Linked DNA regions of Homo sapiens: region 2 is linked to region 1. The links are chromatin loops, found by intact Hi-C in ENCODE. Cell type or tissue: endothelial cell of umbilical vein. All regions are shown on one strand. Each heading gives the region's core, and the rest is flanking DNA. Links, peaks and the distances in the headings are about the cores only.

Evidence for each region. Peaks named below come from ENCODE experiments on the same cell type or tissue, not always from the same donor. Only the 100,000 strongest peaks of a DNase experiment are listed, where the experiment ranks them.
Region 2: a loop joins it to region 1, with 5 times the contacts of the local background. A loop is called at or near these places in 3 of 110 quality-filtered maps.

The regions. Positions count from the first base shown.
Region 1 is chr2:9,286,002-9,290,393 of GRCh38, forward strand. All of the region lies in intron 2 of ASAP2 (ArfGAP with SH3 domain, ankyrin repeat and PH domain 2), which reads left to right. Among named protein-coding and RNA genes, the nearest start is that of ASAP2, 81 kb to the left of the region's middle. RefSeq lists an enhancer at 1,293-2,492. In endothelial cell of umbilical vein, for the core only: a CTCF peak has its summit at 1,836; DNase peaks (open chromatin) are centred at 1,860 and 2,400; H3K27ac peaks cover 3,012 bases.
Region 2 is chr2:9,177,308-9,181,699 of GRCh38, forward strand. No RefSeq gene overlaps it. Among named protein-coding and RNA genes, the nearest start is that of ASAP2, 27 kb to the right of the region's middle. RefSeq lists an enhancer at 2,240-3,439. In endothelial cell of umbilical vein, for the core only: no CTCF peak of the experiment used is centred there; DNase peaks (open chromatin) are centred at 2,264, 2,384 and 2,404; H3K27ac peaks cover 1,755 bases.

The DNA.
Region 1 (4,392 bases), core at 128-4,127:
TCATACAGAAAACTATTTCTATTGTAGATATTATCAATTAGAACAGGGCAGTTCAGAACAAATATATATAATAGTTGAGGAAATGAAGTTTCACTGTGCATTAAGAAGATACTGGCTGGGCACGGTGACTCACGCCTGTAATCCTAGCACTTTGGGAGGCTGAGGCAGATGGATCGCTTGAGCTCAGGAGTTGAAGACCAGCCTAGGCAACATGGCGAAACCCTGCCTCTACAAAAAAATACAAAAATTAGCTGGGCATGATGGTGTATGCCTGTAGTCCCAGCTGTTTGGGAGGGTGAGGCAGGAAGATTACATGAACCTGGGAGGTTGAGGCTGCAGTGAGCTGAAACTGCACCACTGCACTTCATCCTGGGTGACAGAGTGAGACCCTGTCTCCAAAACAGAAAAAAAGGAAAAGGATTTTTTTTAAAAAAGGAAAAAAAAAAATATATATATATATACTGTATCTGATTTCTACCTGTTACATGAGAAAATAACAAAATCAGAATAATCTTTACTGTTTGGCAAGCTTACAGTAACTAGTACTCTGCTCCATTGTTGTGGCACTGAAAACATGCACGCAGAGTTTCTGGAAAGCAGTTTGGTGGTACACATCAAGAAAAATAACAATCTTTTTGTGGAAGGAGATCCATGCACAAAGATGTTCACTTTGTTGTTGCACTGCTTATCAAAGTGAGAAATTGGATGCCTCCTATATATAGCTGAATTAGGATTTAGCTGCTTGCTGGAATTATGTTTATACAGCAACAGGAAGAGAAATGCTTGTGATGAAATCTTCAGCAATAAAATTCAGGATGCAAAATTTATGTACACCGTGTGTGATTAAAAAGGAATAGATGATAAATGATGATAAAGAATATTTTTATTGATATTCACAAACGAGGGTAGAAGCATAGTGGTAATAAATACTCATGAGGTATTTGTTAGAATATTTGTATTATAAAGCTAAATAAAAACTTTATGTGAATTCCATCCTTACAGCCTTGTGAGTTGGGTCCTGTCCATTGACAGATGAGCTCACAGAGGCACTGAGTAGTGATCTGCCAGTGTCATCTAGCCAACAGTTGGAGGAGCTGAGATTCAAAACCAGGTGAGCGTCCCGTCTCTGCTTCTGACTGCTGCGGCATGCTGCCTGGTGCTGAGGCGGGAAGTTGCTGGGGGCACACGGTGGAGAAAACAAGCAGCAACGTGGGGAACACCCTACGTGCCACCTGGCTGAGCCATCGTAGTCCTTCTGAAAAATTCCAGGTGGTTTTGGTTGATTACAGGGTCAGTGTGAGCCAGTACGTGGCACATGCCCCAAAGGTGAGCCACACATGACCTCAGTGAAGTCTTTGGTGCTTATAAATAAGGTTGTTGTTTCATTATTTAGTTGTAAGAGCAGCATTTAAAGAAGAACCTGAAAACCTTAGGGATGGAGAAACCTCCTTGTAGGACGGATATCTGAAGGACGCGGGGCTCCTGGTTTCGGAAGGGGCAGGAGAGGGCGTACATGAAGGGCTTTCTCTGGCTGAGGAAGGTAGACATAGTATTTGTTCCTCTCTAGAGGAGGCTTTCACAAGAGCAAGCCTTGACTCAGATATGAGGGAGAGGATAACTGGGTGAGCAGACTGAGCGGCGAGCTGGTGGTTGGAAGGTTCCTGCAGCGGGTGGACGGCCTCTGTCTCTGAGGAAGTTATAGAGGGAGGTGAGGACGTGGGCTCGAAGGCCCTGGAGATGTCTTCCAGTTGTGAGACTCTGGAGTCCAGCCTTCTCCCCGCTGCTGGCTAACAACAATGATTGGAATTTAGATGGTGACTTGTGGAATCCTGTCCGCAGTGACCACTGCATTAGTCATGGAAGGAGGGTACCTCTGAAGGAACACAGAGGTCTGTGACTTAACTAACGTCCAAGTGTTGGCATGAATCATACTTTGGTTCAGAGGTATCTGCTATTTAATTTGGCTGGCTTTTATAGTCAGCCAGTCTGTGGGCCAACCTGCTGGCCGCATGCATCTGTAAGACATGGGGCTGCAGTTTCATCAGTGGTTCTTTAATCTTTTGGTTATCATAGACATCAGTAAAAATAAGAAGGCTGTTTTGGATGATCCCTCCAGGAAAAGGTACCTTTACATAATTTTGCATACACTGTTTGGGATGCCCATACCCCCATAAACCTGTCCGCAAACCCAACCTACCAAGCAAAAAAGCTCAGACCTTGAGCTTAAATCTTCTACCAAATCAACACGATGACTTCATCTGTTTCCTCATCTGTAAAATCCTGCAGAGTTGTAAGGATGAAAGATATTTCTACACGTATGTCATCTCCACAGTGTTCATGGTAGCTACTATCTGAGGCTTTAGAGACCATGTACTTTCCAAGGGCTGCTTGTCCCTGAGGGTGAGGCTCCAGGATCTCGTGAAACCACAGGAGTCAGCTTGCTTCCCAGGGGCTGTGCCCTCCATGGAGTTGGGTGGGGGCAGCGTGTGTTTTTAAGTCATCACTGTGGTGAGCGTGGGGTCATGGGGTATGACGTGGCAAAAATGAAGGGCTGAAAGCTGCTTACCCTGGCAAAATGCACATTCTGTAATGTAGCGAGTCAGATTGCTTTGCCAACATGAACTCTTCCTCCATTAAAGGATGTGAATATAATTGGGAGTAAAATTTCTAATAGCTTGTACTCCCCATACAACAAATGTTGAATTCACCTCTTGGCTTTGAACCCCAGACACCTTGGGGTAGCCTGTCTCCAGGCTAAAGGAGAGCCCTGCAAGTTTTTTAGTGAAACCCCCTTCCCACCACCTCCAACCCCCTTCTCCTTCCCTGATTTGGTCTCAGAGCACCCCTAGGAGGGAAGCAGCTCTCTGGTTAAGGAGAGTCTAGGGTGAGTCAAGCAGCTGGTAGCTCAGTTTTAATCTCATGCCATACTACATTTTCAATGAGGAAATTCCTCTAAATGTCATCTGCTCCAAGAAGCCTTTTCTGTTACCAGCCCCCAGAAAATGTACTCCTTTCCCCATAGAGTGCTGTGTTTCCACCTCGTGTAATTTACATCACAGTGGATTGTTTTCGCATGTTTATCTTTGTCTTGCTAAGTTGTGTGTTGGCAGGTACCAAGGTTTATTATCTTTCTTGAATGCAGATCTCTTAGAAGCCTTTTGGCTGCTCTCCGTTACCTGGGATGAAGTTCCTCATCTCTGGCTCCTGCCTGACTCTCCAGCCCTTCCCCATGCTCTGGACACACCAAGCGCCTTGAATTCCCCAGAGCTCATTTTGTTTCTTGCCTTTGTGTCGCTGCACTGAACTGATGGGCTGAGTCTTTCTCACTTATTGGATGCTTGCTTCTTGAGGGTAGGGGCTCTGTTTGATGAATCTTTGTGTTCATTAGTGCTTGCTGGAGAATAGACTTTCAGTGTGATTGGATTTTATTCTTTAGTAACCAGAAATATTCTTGACCCGTAATGGAAGCACACAATGAATGAATAAAAGTAAATGCGGATACATTCTGTACTCTAAAGCCTAAAGGGACAGAAACCATCAACATAAAAAAAAATATGCAGTAGCCCAGTCTCCACTCTTCACCCTCTCACCTGCCTTCCAAGTGTACTCCTACAAGCAGTAGGAGCTTCACAGGGAGGTCATTGGGGTGACGTTTAGTTATTCACACAGACTTTGAACTCATTTGAACATCACTGGAAGGATGGGATCATTAATATAAGGCAGGATCAAAGAGGATGGGATGATCATAGACAACAGGTTTTGTATTTTAATAGCGCACACCTTGGCCTGATTAGTGAACTCCATTGCTAGCTGCCTGTGCTGAACACAACCAGACTAGATACATCCTGGGGTACCATCCACAAAGACTGGCTGTTTCTTGAGGAATCACATTCCAAGGGACTTCCTAGGAAAGATGATGGAAATGGGTATTGAAAGTGGAACAAGCCCGGGGTGTTGGAGAAGGCGGAGGAAGTGGCAGGAAGAAGCCGGTGAGAGGCATCCTTCCAGTTGCTCATCCTGCACGGGAGCTCTCAGGGGTTATGAATAGGGAGGACATTCTTGTTCAACCCCTTCTGGTTGTGGCTACTTCTGTCTTGTCAAAGATGATACAGGTATACTCAGTTCCGAAGGCTGTGTCCCTCCCGTCACCTTGTCCAGGGAAAGCTTTGGGAGAGAAAGACATATTCTAATGTTATTTATTTATTTATTTATTTATTTTCTTTTGAGATGGAGTCTCGCTGTGTCACCCAGGCTGGAGTGCACAGTGGCACGATCTCGGCTCACTGCAACCTCTGCCTCCTGGGTTGAAGTGATTCTCATGCCTCAGCCTCCTGAGGAGCTGGGATTACAGACACCTGCCACCACTCCTGGCTAATTTTTGTATTTTTATTA
Region 2 (4,392 bases), core at 261-4,260, 110 kb before region 1:
CCTGGGCAACATAGGGAGACTCCCGTCTCTACAAAAAATACAAAAATTAGCTGGGCATTGTGGCGCTTGCCTGTAGTCCCTGCTACTCAGGAGGCTGAGGTGGGAGGATCACTTGAGACCAGGTGGTCGAGGTTGCAATGAGCCAAGATCGCATCACTGAACTCAAGAAAACACAGTTTATTGTGGTCTGGCAAATGTTAATGGATTCTCACTGCTTTTTCTCATCTTATGCTTATGTTTTTATCCTGAAGCAATGGGAAATGGATGGAGGGTTTTAAGGAGATTCAGAGTCACATAAGAATTCAGGGAGCTACCCCGGCCGGGTGCAGTGGCTCACGCCTGTAATCCCAGCACTTTGGGAGGCCAAGGTGGGTGGATCACGAGGTCAGGAGTTCAAGACCAGCCTGACCAACGTGGTGAAACCCCGTCTCTACTAAAAATACAAAAATTAGCCAGGTGCGGTGGCACGTGCCTGTAATCCCAGCTACTCAGGAGGCTGAGGCAGGAGAATCGCTTGAACCCGGGAAGCAGAGGTTGCAGTGAGCCGAGATCACGCCACTGTACTCCAGCCTGGGTGACAGAGCGAGACTCTATCTCAAAAAAAAAAAAAAAAAAAAAAAAAAAAAGAATGTAGGGAGCTAACTCTTGTAACCAAGTTGAGGATGGATTGAAATCGGATGAGAATGAGGAGCTCTGTTGAAAGTCCCGAGTAGTAACTCAGGAAAGCGACAATGGGACTTACTGACTGATTGACAATGACAGGTAACGTGCTGAGCATTTACTATGAGCATTTATTATGTGGGTTAGTGCTGTTGACAAAAAGAGTGAAACTCTGTGAAATATTTGAAGAGATTTATTCTGAGCTAATCTCAGTGAACAATGCCCATGACACAGCCCTCAAGAGGTGCTGAGAACACATGCCTAAGGTGGCTGGATTACAACTTGGTTTTATACATTTTAGGGAGACATAGGCATCAGTCAGTACATGTAAGATGTACACTGGTTCAATTCGAAAAGGCAAGTTATTGTCCAAAGACCTAGAATCAATAGAAAGGAATGTCTGGGTTAAGATAAGGGGTTGTGGAGACCAAGTTCCCATTATGCAGAGGCAGCCTCCAGGGAGCAGGCTTTAGAGGGACTAGATTGTAAATGTTTCTTATCAGACTTAGAGTGTGTTCTATCAGTAATTCCAAAAGGGAGGAGGGTGTAATGAGGCATATCCAGCCCCACATTCCTGTCACAGCCTGAACTGGTTTTTCAGGTTGACTTTGGAAGGCCCCTGGCTGACAGGAGGGGCTCATTCAGAGAGTTATGGGGCTTAGAATTTAGAGTTTTCTTTTTGGTTTACAGCACTTTACTTAATCTAATTCTCACAGCAACCCTATGAGGTAGCTGAAACTGATGCAGAGAAGTGAAGTAACCTCCCCAGTTGCTAGAGAGGAAGTGGCATGTACCCAAATCCAACTCTGTGCACTTCACCCCATGTTCCAGCCCCCAGTGTGTGGCTGTGTGTGGACAGGTGACAGGTGCACCCGGGAGTTGAGGGAGGGGAGTCTGCTCCCAGACAGGTTGGGTTTGGGGTGCTGAGGGGAGAAGGTGTCAGGGCTCAGGGGACCTGTGGGACTTCACTCCCTGCTCTTCTCCTCCCAGGCCCCTGGCCTCAGGTTCCTGCCTCATGCTGATGACTTTGGGATTGAGTGGGACAGTTGGAGGGTTGCCTTCAGGAAGAGAAATGATGCTGGCCTGGCTTTTGAGCTCCTTATGAAACACAGCAGTGAACCAGTCTAGGAAACCGCACTGTGTTCCACCAGACTGAACAAGCAGAAAGGGCCTTGGACCCGCCTCCCCGGCACACCCGTGGGATGGCTGTCTACATCTGCATGCAAATGATTCTGATACGTTCTGACAAATAATATTTACATTTGGAATCCAGCTGTCAAGAGAGAACAGCTGCCATCAGGTGCTTAAGGCACCTCTAAGGCATGTTTTCAGATTTTAAAAAAAACCACGTGAGCCCACACTGTTTAAACTGTATCCCCACGGAAGTTGCAAACTGAAGCTTCTTTGTTCCTGCCAAATGACTCATGGACGCCCTTTAAAAGAGAACGAAACAGACGTGTTTTGATGGGGAAAATACATAAAAAATGCAGTGCATTTTTCCAAGCAGCCATCAGACCATCTAATTCAGGCCAACGAGGGCAAAGCTGCGAAGCTCTTCGGCTGACCTTCTCCATGAGGACCTTGTCCCAGACAGGGGCCCCCTGGAAAGGGACGTACTGACCAAGGCAGGAAAGAGAAGGCCAATTTTCCCAAGACGATTAATCTTACTGAGGTTCCATTTGAAAACAGCCTTCGTGTTCTTCTAGTATGTTGTTTTTCTGAGGAAATCATTTTCAGAAGCATGTGATGTAATCATCTTAAGAAGATAAGCGTTCATTTACATAGCATTTATTCTGTGCTAAACATAGTAAGTAATTCCTTGATGAAGAACCCAGACACAGAGATAGTAAGTAACTTGCCCAAGTCCACACAGCTAGCAAGTGCCTAGCTGGGGTGCAAACCAGGTAGTCTGGCCACAGAGTCTGGGCTCCGCGTGGTGGAAAAAGCACCTCCCGTGTTGGAATCTGTGTGCCCTTGGACAAGTCCCATATCCTTCCTGAGTCACTAATGCCTCCCCAGCACTGTTGTGGGAGGATTAGTCACTGGGGCAGGCCCTCAATAAACATGAGCTGGATCTGAGTCCCAGGGGAGTGCCACACAACTTCCATGGGCCTCCCCTGACCCTCCCAGGCTTCAGGAAGCTCTTCCACCTCTGCAATGTTGGGTGGAGTAGCAAAAAAAGGCACGCAAGGATCCAGCAGGCCTGTAGGACATGGCGGTTTATTGTGAAAATGGTCTGAATTGATATTGGTAGTGCCTCCACCCCTACACATACACACATACATGGGTTCCTAATACACATGTACACAACACACAACACACAACTAACCAACGAGAATCCATCAGCATTGAACCGCAGGCAGCACACTGGCAGGTGCCTGGAGCGGTTACAGTTGTTACTAATTTCTTGGTGCTTACACTGCGTTGGCTTTGTAACCCCAGGGCCTGGCTCTGTGTCCTGGGGATGCACACATTTCCTCGCAGCTAGGCCAGTTTGCATCAACCCTGCACCACTTCTCTTCATTCTCTACAAATTGGAGAAACCCCATGTTGTTGATAAGAAGGAACCAACGACAAAGTTATAACAGTGAAAGACACAGGAAACAGCTCTCTGGTGCAGGTTCCCAATTTCAGGCATAACAGAAAGTTATTCAGGGCAGCAGCCCTGATGTTCTTGAACTCTGGCTTCTCAAAAGGAAGGACATAATTTTCACTGGGTGGAGGGCTGGGGTTACCTGAAAATAGCTCTCTTGCAGGATGGAAGTTCCTGACCAATTCTACTTCCATAAGGCACTGTCAAACACCTCCCTTCGCCCACCTCCAGATTCCAGATTGAGCAGTCCTAGCCTTAGCCCTGAACACCCACCAGGACCCATTGTGGCTGCCACAAATGGACCCACCCTGCTCATACAAACACGTGGGGACTGCAGAAAAATCAGGACCCAAGGATTGACCTCACACTCCTATCAGTTGCTCCCACTCCTCCCCATCATCTCTGCTTCTTCACCTCCCACTTGACTTTGCCTAGCTCCAGATCTTGCCTCAGGCATAGATATGGTTTGTCTGTGTCCCCACCCAAATCTCACCTTGAATTGTAATAACCTCCACGTGTCAAGGGTGGGGCCAGGTGGAGATAATCGAATCATGGGGATGGCTTCCCCATACTGTTTTCATGGTAATGAATGTCTTATGAGATCTGATGGTTTTATAAAGGGCAGTTCCCCTGCACACACCCTCTTGCCTGCCACCATGTAAAACATGCCTTAGCTTCTCCTCTGCCTTCTTCATCATTGTGAGGCTTCCCCAGCCATGTGGAACTGTGAGTCCATTAAACCTCTTTCCTTTATAAATTACCCATTCTCAGGTGTCTTTATTAGCAGCATGAGAACAGACACCCTAGGATGTGGCAGCCTGCTACAAACCCACTGGCTCAATGGACCCCCTTCCCGATATTTACGCTTCTTAGTTATGCAAGCCAATAAATTCCCTTTATGGTGGTTGAGGTCTTTAGAATTGGGTTTTTAATTTCTCAAAATGCAAGAACCCTGACTAATACAGAGGTATTTGATAAAGTAAATTGAAAGAGAAGCTCAGCAGTCCATGCATTGACTTAGCAGGAAGAGGGGAGCCCTGGAAGGCTTGAATAGACAGGTGGCATCCTTTGATGTATCTGATCAGCCAGTACCCATTTGACGAGTATGGACATCTGCATGGGGCTGGATCATGGGTGTC